Linked DNA regions of Mus musculus: region 2 is linked to region 1. A link is a loop called in an ENCODE intact Hi-C map of the cell type or tissue named here. Cell type or tissue: left cerebral cortex. All regions are shown on one strand. Each heading gives the region's core, and the rest is flanking DNA. Links, peaks and the distances in the headings are about the cores only. Region 1 holds the start of Snrpb (small nuclear ribonucleoprotein B). Region 2 overlaps Tmc2 (transmembrane channel-like gene family 2).

Region 1 (5,372 bases), core at 286-5,285:
ATACGTATTTATAAGTGCCTCAATGAATTATGCATCTGCTGGTGACAGGGTAACCTGGGGACAAACAGACAGCTTTGTCAGATGTACCTACCTATATTTTCATTCTGATTCTGACACCTTGGGCATGCTAATTTATCTTGCTGGGCCTTCGTGTCCCTGTCTGTAGGTTCACAGAAATGGGACAACGGAGATATCAAGTAGAAATGGTGTGAAGAGGGCAGAGTTCTGAGGAGGTACCGTGCCCTTGCTATGGTTGAGAAGCAACAAAGAGACCTGTGCAACTGGAGACTGGTGAATGAGCAGGATGCTGAAGGAGATGAGGTTAAAGAGAGGACAGGCTGGATTTTCCCATGAGTCCTGGGAAGTCAGTGGGAGGTAGAAGGCAGGCTATGCAATCACCTGAGAGAATCCCAGGATAATTTAGAAGGACCCCTCTGGCTGCCCTGAGAACAAGAGTAAAGCCAGGAGAACAGTTACAGACTCATTTGGTAATCCAAGTGAGAGAGGCTGGTGGCTAAGACTAGCAGTCACAGCAGTGGAACCAATAACAAGGTAGGGTGACAGTGGGGGATGGACAGTTTCCTGACAGGTAGATTATAAACTGAAGAAAAGAACTGACTATGCTTCATGTCCTCATTACTTTGTTCTGTTCTGTTGTTTGTTTGTTTGTTTGTTTTGAGACAGGAGCCTGAGGAGCCCAGCCTGGTTTCCAACTCCTTGTGTACCCATCTCACTGTCTGAGTGCTAGGATGGTAGGCATAGCTTACCAGGCCCAGTTTATACAGTGCTGGGGATCGAACCCAGGGCTTTGCGTGTTCTACACAATCTACCCAATGTACCAAAGTCTTAGCACCATTCCTTGTTTTCGTAACTTGACAAAACTTCTGAGATGGGAAGGGAGGAGTAATAAGGCCAAGAATTCAGTTTTCAACATGTTAAATTTAGCCTATCTGCTGGGCAGCTATTAAGCAAGTGATTTTATATAAAAGACCAAAAGTTAGAAAAAAAACAAAAACAAAAAACCAAGGTCAGAGGAATAAATTAGAAAGTTCTAGGCATATAGGCAAGGATTAAAGAGTAATGGAGCCAAATGAGATTAATTCATTAATTCATTAAACAAACACTTACTAAGCCCTTTATGCTAAGCAGTATTCTAAATAATAAACAGTTTACAAAGAAAAATCCATAATGTATCGGAGCTTACATGCTAGTGGGGCAATAAAATAACTTAAAAATATATACAGTACTCTCTTATCCAAGTTTCAGGTACCTTTGGTCTATCAGTTTGAAAATACTAAATGAAAATTCCAGAAATAAGCAACTAATGTTCTGTGTCATGCACTGTTTTGAGTAGCAGGAAGAATGCTATGTCTTGGCCTTAACCAGAGATCAGCCCTTGGGGAAGGTGTCCATGCAGGTGTCCACGCTGTGTGTGCTACCCACTCAGTACTCATAGGATCTCACTGCACTGGCGGGCCTACACTGCAGCACTGGTGTTCAGGTAGTTCCTGTTATCTTTTTGTTTTCGTTTCGTTTTGTTTTTGTTTTTCAAGATAGGTTTTCTCTGTGTAGCTCTGGCTGTCCTGGAACTAGCTCTGTAGAGCAGGCTGGCCTCGAACTCACAGTGATCAGCCTGTCTCTGCCTCCTGAGTGCTGGTGTTAAAGGCCACCACTGCCTGACTAAATCCCGTTTTTGTTTTTGTTGTTTTGTTTTTTCAATAATTTTCTTTTATTCACTTTATATCTGGATCATAGCCCTTGCTCCCTCTTCTATTCCCAAATCCCGCCCTTACAAATCCCCCCCCCCGCCCCCACCATTGCCTCCATCCCATACCACTGTTGGTCCCAAGGGGGATTCCAATCTCATTCAGATGGGAAACTAAATAGTCATTGGAGGTGGATGGACAGAGGGAACTGGGTAGGGGAGGAAGGGGTGAGGAAGGGAATGGGTGGGGGTGGGGGTGTGATGTGGTGGGGAGGAGTTGGGGTTTTTCTCTGGTGGCTAGCTGGAGCCTGGGGCTGGGGAGGATACCTATGGAGGTGACTCTAGCTGAGATTCCTACCAGAGGGGGATATAGAGACTGAAGTAGCCACCTCCTGTAGCCAGGCCGGACTCCGAGAGGCGGGAAGGGGACATCAATCCAAACTTCGACCCAAAATTTGTCTTGCTTAAATCCCGGTTTTTAAAGTCAATTCAAGGGTGCCAAAATACACTTGCGTTAAGTGAAAAGGATATGCATATCGTAAGCGTGCTTATGTAGAAAAAAAATTAGCATATTGTGACTTGGGGAGTTACTCCGAGTCTGGGAAGGCATGCCCTTCCAATAATAAGGGGACTACGGTTTAGTATGTCAGATAGCAATCAATATTTGAAAACAAGCAAAAAGGAAGCGCGAAGAGCCTGAGAAAGTTGCATTTTTTTTTTTTTTTCCTAGAAAGAATGGTCAGGAAAGTCCTCACCAGGACTGTCATTTCTGTTTAAATCCTGGAGGTAAGGGCATGAGGGTGTGCATATACCTGCGAGTCTAGCGCTCCTGGTGAGACAAAAGCAAATGCAAAGAGGGAAGAACATAGAGAGAAGCTAGAGAAGTGGCTTCCTAGAGTGAGTTCACAAGAGCGCTGGGTGAGAACTGGATGGGAGTGGGGTCTGGGACATCGGCGTGTAAACCAAGCACTCCAGCGGAGACTTTAGCTGGGGAGGTGTCTGTCCTCCAAGGATGTTTGCCGCCCAAGTATGGTGTACGCCAGCATCTGGTACTAAGAACGCGGTGGGTAGGAGGATCCGAAGCTCAAGACCCAGTGAGACCCGGTCTAAAGCAAAACAAAACGAGGAGGAAAACTCCAATAAAATCAACAAAGGGGGGGAAAAATCCACCCAAAACAAAACAAAACAAAACAAAACCACCACACAATCCGTCAGCTGATGCTAATGCTCCGCCCCCTAATTGCGTTCCAGAGACCGGAACTCCAGGTCCGAGGCCGGACCGGAAGTAGCTTCACTAGCGGCGGCATTTTGCAGGCAGCATTTCCGTTAGCGGCGGCGGCGGGAATCCAGCGGCTGGCTGGCTGGCGACTAGGCCTCTGTGGCAGAGAATCCGGCGGGAATCTGAGCCATCCGAGCCGCCACCATGGTGAGAAGGCGCGGGCTGGCTGTAGGGCGCTCGGGGGTGCGGAACGGGGCGGTAGCTGGCGGCGTCCGTGGGCTGGAGCCGAGCCGAGCCGCCCGTGGCGGAGGAGGTCGGGGTGGAAGCCGCTTCATCCCAGCGCCAAAGGCCTGGACTTGCCGTGAGGCTGCGACCGGGTAGAGGGGAAGGCCGACCGGGGTACAGAGGCCGATGCGCGGCCGTCAAACGTCGTGTCCCGGAGCCACGGCGGTTTCGGCCCCGCGGCCTCCGTAGCTTTAAACTTGGGCGTCAGTGTGTGCCCGGGCTTTTGGAGCTGGCGCAGGCCTCGGGCCGACCGGGCAGCGCCGGGCGAGGCGGAGGAGTAGCGGAGGTCACGGCCCGAAACCGGAGTCGAGCAGCGGAGGGAGCGGGAGGCTGGAGGAGAGGGTTTGCCAGCAGAGCGCGCGCGACCTTGCTTCTCGTATTTTGATGTTGGGCTGTGTCGGGCGCCGGGGCTGCACCCTAAAGTAAGTTCTGTCTTCACTTGGGCCAGTTTCTGGCCAGGCAGTCCTAATATAGCTACAATATAACTAATATCGCAGTGGTAGCTCAGCGTTAGGCAAAAGTAACGGCAGTGGGAGGAACGAGAACGTTTTCTCCAGGAGGTGACTCCCAAATGATTGTTTCGGGGCACCCGGCTCCCCCATGGGAGGGAGGGTTAGCAATCTGGAAAACTGAGAGAGCAAAGCAGTCGATGGCACGAACTTTCCAGGAGTCTGGTTGCTGAAGGCCCAGTCTTGCTTTATCCTGTTGGTAGTGAACGATCGCTGCAAGATTTTTCCCAGGCTTAATGAACTTAAGTTCTTAAAGGTCAGCCAGGGAAAGTGGTCTTTGCTTGAAATCTCAGTTTGTTATAATTTCTGTACTCAAAATCCTAATTTTATTTAGTTTTGGCTACAGACCACATGTAATAAATACCTCGAATCTCTCCAAAAGATTACTCTAGTTGCGTGGCTGAAGAAACCCGAGGTGCTCAAACAGGATATTGCTTTTCTTTTTTCTTTTTTTCCAAGAGTTGACTGAGGCAAGTCCTTACATAATCTTCAGCCGGAGTAGCCTATTTTACCAGTAAAAATGAATGACACTGGGTCCAATTTTGAGGATCAAATGAAATACACAATCCCTTTCAAGGGCCTGGATATACAGGGAGTATCCAATAAGGTATATTAGCTGTTACTAGGCAAAGGGACCGATGTATGCTGATCCCCGTGAACAGTTATGTAAGGGGATTAAGCAGAAAACACAATCTGGATCTTTAGGTTAGGATGGGGTAATGCTTACGGGAGTGAACAGCACTTGCAGTTCCTGGCAGAGATGATACTTGGGTGGTTGGGGGTGGCATAACGCCAGTTAGATGCGGGTGGGGGGGCATGTTTCTGAGAGAGACAGGTACTTCTGTTTACCTTGGGATGTGTAGAGGCTCCCCCTTTATTTTTGCAAAGCTATATTGGAAGCCAGGATAGAAACTGTTGTTGCCTTAATTAAAAATTAAGGATAACAAGTTATATATCAGTATTAAGTATCCAAACTAATTAACACTAGCCCAGTAAAGTTAACCCTATTACACCAAGCCCTGGAGGCATGCTAACCAGTGCTTGGTTTGAGGACTCCATTCTTGCTTCAGACTTGATTCACTTTCTGGTAATACACTTTTCCTTAAGTGGGTTTTTGGTGCCAGTCAAATTCCAGTTCTTAGTTGTTTTGATGGATTTATATGTTCATAGCTCTGAGTCTGCCATTTAGTATGGGTGGATTTGGTTAATTTGTGGACACTTACAGTCCCCCGAGACAGACACAACATAAGCAAAGCCACTATAGTCTGAGGAAGATGACTTTTTTAAGGGAAGGGAGACTAGCAGGTTACCTGGCAGAAGTCTAGGCTGAAGCTGGGCGATAGGAAGAGTCTCAGGTAAAGACTGTGTGGAAGACAGTTGGAAATTGTTGAGAGATTAGTCTGGTGGAAGACTTGGGGGAGGGCCAGAAGTGAGAGAGTGCAGAAGAGCTGAGCCTCCCTGATGCCTGTTCTCCTCACAGACGGTGGGCAAGAGCAGCAAGATGCTGCAGCACATTGACTACAGGATGAGGTGCATCCTGCAGGACGGCCGCATCTTCATCGGGACCTTCAAAGCCTTTGACAAGCACATGAACTTGATCCTGTGTGACTGTGATGAGTTCAGGAAGATCAAGTAAGGAGAGGGCTGTTGGGCG
Region 2 (5,372 bases), core at 313-5,312, 67 kb before region 1:
TGCTCCAAATACCTATAGTCCTAGAACAACTTTTTTTTTTTTTTTTGAAGTAGAGGGATTTGTTTTCAGTGGGTCTAATATTTATAAAGATCGTAGGTACACATCATTGCTCAATCTACTTCCTTATATAACTACATCCAATCTCCCAAAGAACTTTCATTTATAACCAACCTTCAGTACTAGCAGAATTCTATAGAGTGTGGGGACCCGGTTGAGAGTCTCAGTCAAGACAAACTATTCCTGTTTCACATCTGGGTGGAGGTTAGACTATCTTCTATGATTTATCCTGTGCTAAGACAATCATATCAGACTATCTACTATTAAAAGGTTATACTTGTACCATCTAATATGGTAGTCAGCCACCTGTGGTTATTAAAATAAAAATTAATTACAATGAAAAAACAGGAGAAATTAGGTTTCCCAGTTCTTCATTTTGAGAATTCCATAGCCACAAGTAGCTGCCTGCTACCACATGGGGCATCTCCCTCCTTACAGAAAACTTACTGGATGGTTTTAGTGGTTCCCCTAAAGCCCCAGAGCCTCTCACAGGCTGGCATGACCCAGGACCTGTGGGTAGACTGCCTCAGGAGAAGAACTGTCCCCAGCAACAAAGAGCACACCTGAAGGGGCCACAGTCAAACGAGGGTGGGAGAGACATGACGGTGTAGGCCACAGGCAGGAGGCTGAGGAAGAGCACCAACAGCAGCAGGCCCATGTAGAAGTTGTTGGATCTGGAGGCTTTAAACACACGTTCGTGGGGAACGTTGCTGCTCATCACTGCCCAGCACTGGAAGTACATGGAGGTCAACAGGCGCAGGACATTGATGCCCACCAGTCCTGGAGCATAGAAGGAGCCCATCCTGAAAGGTCAGAGACAGGATACCTGGTTGACCTGGTAGCAGGCGAGGGAGGGCTAATAGAAGGTGATAGGACGGATGGGTGGATCAGGGGCGTGCAGTCAAGTTACTTTCCTGAAGGGCCCAAGAGCAGAGGCCTCCTGTTTAGCCAAGATATTTGCCATCAGGCTGGAGCCATCCAGTCCCCAAGAGAGGGAGATAACTCTGAGCACTCCTGGCTGGGACCCTGGCTAGGACTTTATCATTGCTTCCTATCGGCAGATCACATGGTCTCTGGCCTCCAGGAGCACCCCACCAGGCTGGTGTGGCTTACAGACAATCCTACAGACTCTGCGCAGCCTCCGGAGGAGGAAACTCCTTCCTTCCCTCTCACTTTCCTCTCCCCCATTTCCTCCGCCCTTCTGTTGCCCCCCAACCCCGTCCCCCGCTCTTCTCTCTCCATTCCTACTTTCTCTGCAACACACTGGTTACCTTTAGTTTTTCCGCTTCTCATCCTGTCCTGCTCTTTGGCTTTCTGATGAAAGCAGGAGCTGAGAGAGGCGAGGTGATTCGCTGGCCCCTCCCGGCTCACCGAGAGAAGTTGGATGCTCCAGTTCTTTGACTCCCCCATCATATGATCCTCAGGGGAAATAGGAAACTCACCAGATCATTCCTTGGTTGAAGATCAAACCCAACACATTTCCACTAATATCAAACTCGGCATATGAGGGCTGGAGAGAAAGGAAGGACAAGAGGGGAAGGGGGGACTGAGAGAGCAAGCGATCATTAGGTGACACCAGCTGGAGCCTGTCAAGTCAAGACAACTCACCCAAAATGCCTGCCTTGGGTTTCTTTCTTCCTGCTTTTTTTGTTTGTTTGTTTGTTAATCTTCAATAGTTTCACTATGTAGCTCAGGCTGGCCTCAAACTTATGGTGAGCCTTAGGTCTCAACTTCTCAAGCTCTGAGGTTAAAGCATCATACCCAATAGGTTCTGTTTAATAGGCTTTTGACATACATACGTTTGTTTGTTTGTTTATAGACAGGGTTCATGTAGCCCAGGATGCCCTCTAGCTTGTTATATAGCTAGAACTTCTGATTCTCTTGCCAACACCTCCCAAGTGCTGGGATTATAGGTGTGTGCTACCATACTTGGCTTAGGCAGTGCTGGGGATTGAACCCATGGCCTTTGGCATGCTGGGCAAGTATTCCACCAAATGACCTCTATCACCATCCTTGTTTTAAACTTTTTTGTTTGTTTGTTTTTGTTTTTCGAGACAGGGTTTCTCTGTGTAGCCTTGGCTGTCCTGGAACTCACTTTGTAGACCAGGCTGGCCTCGAACTCAGAAATCCGCCCGCCTCTGCCTCCCAAGTGCTGGGATTAAAGGCATGCGCCACCATGCCCGGCTTTGTTTTAAACTTTTAAAGAAAAGTTTTGAAGTTTTAATTAATTTTTATTTTATGGGTATAGATGTTTTGTCTGTGTCTGTGTACCACATATGTGTAGTGACCTAAAAAACCACAAGAGGGCATCAGATCCCTTGGAACGGACACTGTTAGCAGCTTTATAGGCTGGAAACTGAACCCAGGTTCCCTGCAAGAGCTCTTAACTGCTAAGCCGGCTCCTTGGCCCCCAGAGTTTTGAAGTTATTAAAACTGAAGCTGCTGGGTGTGGTGGTGCACGCCTTTAATCCCAGCACTTGGGAGGCAGAGGCAGGCAGATTTCTGAGTTCGAGGCCAGCCTGATCTACAAAGTGAGTTCTAGGACAGCCAGGGCTACACAGAGAAACCCTGTCTCGAAAAACCAAAAAAACAAAACAAAAACAAAAACAAAACAAAACAAAACAAAACCCCCCCCAAAACAAAAAACAAACAAAAAACCTGAAGCTTTTGAGGACAACGATGACGACAACAACAACCTGAAATTGTATCTACCTCTTCAGGCTGAAGCCTGACTCTCTGTTTTGGAAAGGAATTCAGCTCCTAAGGAAACATTTCATCAGTTTTAATCAGAAATGCAACTTAAGATTATAACCAAGGGAAAGATGTCCTCTCCCCATCTACAGCTCATTTAGAAAAAGTAATTTAAAAAGCATTTTATTTATTTATATTGCCTGCATGTATGCCTGTACAACATGTGTAGGCCTGATGCCCTCAGAAGCCAGAAGCAGGTGTCAGATCCCCTGGGACTGGAGTTACAGAGAGCTGTGAGCTACCATGTGGGTTCTGGGAATTGAACCCAGGAACCCAGGTCCTCTGGAAAAGTAGCCAGTGCTCTTACCAGCGAGCTATCTTTCCAGCCCCTACAGCTCATCTTTGGATAATGCTTTTCCTTACTGACTTGAAACAACATTTTTATGATAAATGGCCTTCCCCCATAGCTTCTATCAGTGTCTGTGCTTTGCATTCTGCTGCTTTAGCAAGGACGTGTATTCCAGTGCCAGCTTTAGTTATTACAGTGTCATCATTCTCTCTCTGTTTGGAACAGGGTCTCACTATATAACCCAAGCTAGCTTTAAGTTCCCGATCTTCTGACTTCTTCTTTTGTATGTATGTATACGCGAGTGTGATGTTTGCGTGTGCACACATGTGCACACCCATGTGTTGCATATTTATTCCTTTGAGACAAGGGCTTTCAGGGAGGCTGAAGCTAGGCTGGCAGTCAGCAAGCCCTAGCAATCCACAGTGTTGGGGTGACAGTGTACATGTGACCCTGTCTGCCTTTCTACATGGGCGCTGGAATCTGAATGGGGTGGGTCCTGTGTATGCAGCAAGTGCTCTTACCCACTGAACCACCATCTTTCCAACTGCCAAGCCTGGCTTCATATTATACCCTATTAGAGGGATGGTTTCTTTCTAAAGAGCTTTCCTATACATTCACATGCTTATTTTTGAGCAGATTTTCCTATAACTTTGCAATCTTGTGGAACTTAGAAATTAATTTGAAGACAGCAACACTGTCTTCCTATCAAAGATGTCATCACTTTTTAGGTCACCACTCTTTCACTATTGTTCTCAGGCACAGTCACAGGGTTTGTTGGTGCTGACGAGGGGTTGAATAGTATTATTTAAAACATATGCCAGAAGCCTGTACTGTGGCCCATAGGTGTCAGGCACCATGCTACAGGCCAGGGTGAGGGCTACATAAGTAATCAAGATGTGGAGTCTTTCGCCAGACGCTCAGTTAAGGAGACGTCCTTTTCCCAACTTGACTACTGAGAAGAACAGTGTGGTGTTGTGGCCCTCACTGGGCCAGCCTGAGGCTCCCGGAATTCATAGAAAGCCACCATAGTGAGAGAATGGCATGTGCTTGAGATGAGCATTTCACCAGGCAGTGTGGGGAAGAGGGGGTCTCGGGGAGGCGATAAGAGTCAGAGAGGCTTCTCAAAGCATAATTAGAAGAAGTCAGGGAAACGGCATCAGGTTCGTGGTTGTTCAGAGATTTCTAGAATGTTTATGTATCTTAAGATTTCGGCCTTTCTCATAGAAGTCAGGTAGTTCTCCATTGGCCCGCTCTGCATTGAAAAATATAAAAAAGCTTTCCCCAAAGCTGAATGCTTCTATTTTCTTTTTAAAAAAATTTAAGAACTCTTTTTATTTTAGTGCTTTATGTGTATTGTGTTTTGCCCACATGTATATCTGTGTACCACACAAGTGCCTGATGCCCAGGGAGGCAAGAACGGAGTGTTAGATATCTTAAAATTGGAGTAGTTGTGAGTTACCAAGTGGGTGATATGAATGGAGCCTGGTTCTCTGGAAGAAGAGCCAGTGCTCTTAACCACTGAGCTATCTCCTCAGCCTCCACGCCTCCATTTTCTGGATGAAGGTCACAGTGGCAAAGGCTGGAGTTGCTTTGGTGAATGCAAAGTGGACTCTTAAGTAAATATGATTAAACACTTCACCGAATGGTGACTTGCTTTAAGCATCCTCAGACATGAAATGCACAAGAGTGTATCTGAGTAGCAATATCAGAGAGGGTGGTGCTAGCACCTTAGTGAAGAACATAGGAGGAAGAGCTTACAAAACCAGCCTCGAGGTCCCAACACCAGCAGTGATTCATGAACCGGACAAAACAAGCTCGGAGGAAATCTCCGACCAAGATGGTGAGGTATGTTACCAGCATGTCAGACACGGTGAGCCTCATAAACTCCTGCAGGGAGGAACACGGGAAGATAGAAGTGGCCAGTTGGGAACTTGCCCACTTCCCTCAAACAATCATAGCTACATAATTCTCCCTCCCATTCACCTGAATCCATCCCTGTGGCCCGCTTCTTCCTGGCAGAGAGAGGACCTCAGACTTTGGAGAAAGTGTAATTTAAACCTCCACTCTATAAGTCACTAATTAATTAAATAACTTCAGAATACTATCTGAACTTTGAGTAGTCAGTAATAGCATGTTTGCTGAGTTATTGGAAGCCTTTCTGTCAAGTATGCAAATTGCCTGCTTTATTATCATTGACCAGTGCCCCATACTTATCATTGCCAGAATCTCTGGGCTCATTTTTTGCTTTTCCCATCTGCTCTGATATCCTGATTGT

The links. Hi-C counts contacts between places; a loop is a spot of excess contacts. Peaks named below come from ENCODE experiments on the same cell type or tissue, not always from the same donor. Only the 100,000 strongest peaks of a DNase experiment are listed, where the experiment ranks them.
Region 2: a loop joins it to region 1, with 3 times the contacts of the local background. A loop is called at or near these places in 6 of 42 quality-filtered maps.

Annotation. Positions count from the first base shown.
Region 1 is chr2:130,176,993-130,182,364 of GRCm38, reverse strand. Snrpb (small nuclear ribonucleoprotein B) reads left to right here and starts at 3,001. Exons shown (of 7, transcript NM_009225.2): 1 at 3,001-3,131; 2 at 5,199-5,350. The coding sequence starts at 3,129. In left cerebral cortex, for the core only: a CTCF peak has its summit at 3,023; DNase peaks (open chromatin) are centred at 3,569, 4,258, 4,762, 5,177 and 1 more place; H3K4me3 peaks cover 2,984 bases; H3K27ac peaks cover 2,429 bases.
Region 2 is chr2:130,244,110-130,249,481 of GRCm38, reverse strand. It overlaps Tmc2 (transmembrane channel-like gene family 2), which reads right to left. Exons shown (of 20, transcript NM_138655.1): 14 at 4,856-4,984; 15 at 1,500-1,567; 16 at 621-860. Among named protein-coding and RNA genes, the nearest start is that of Nop56, 28 kb to the left of the region's middle. In left cerebral cortex, for the core only: a CTCF peak has its summit at 2,362 (motif pointing right); a DNase peak (open chromatin) is centred at 2,366.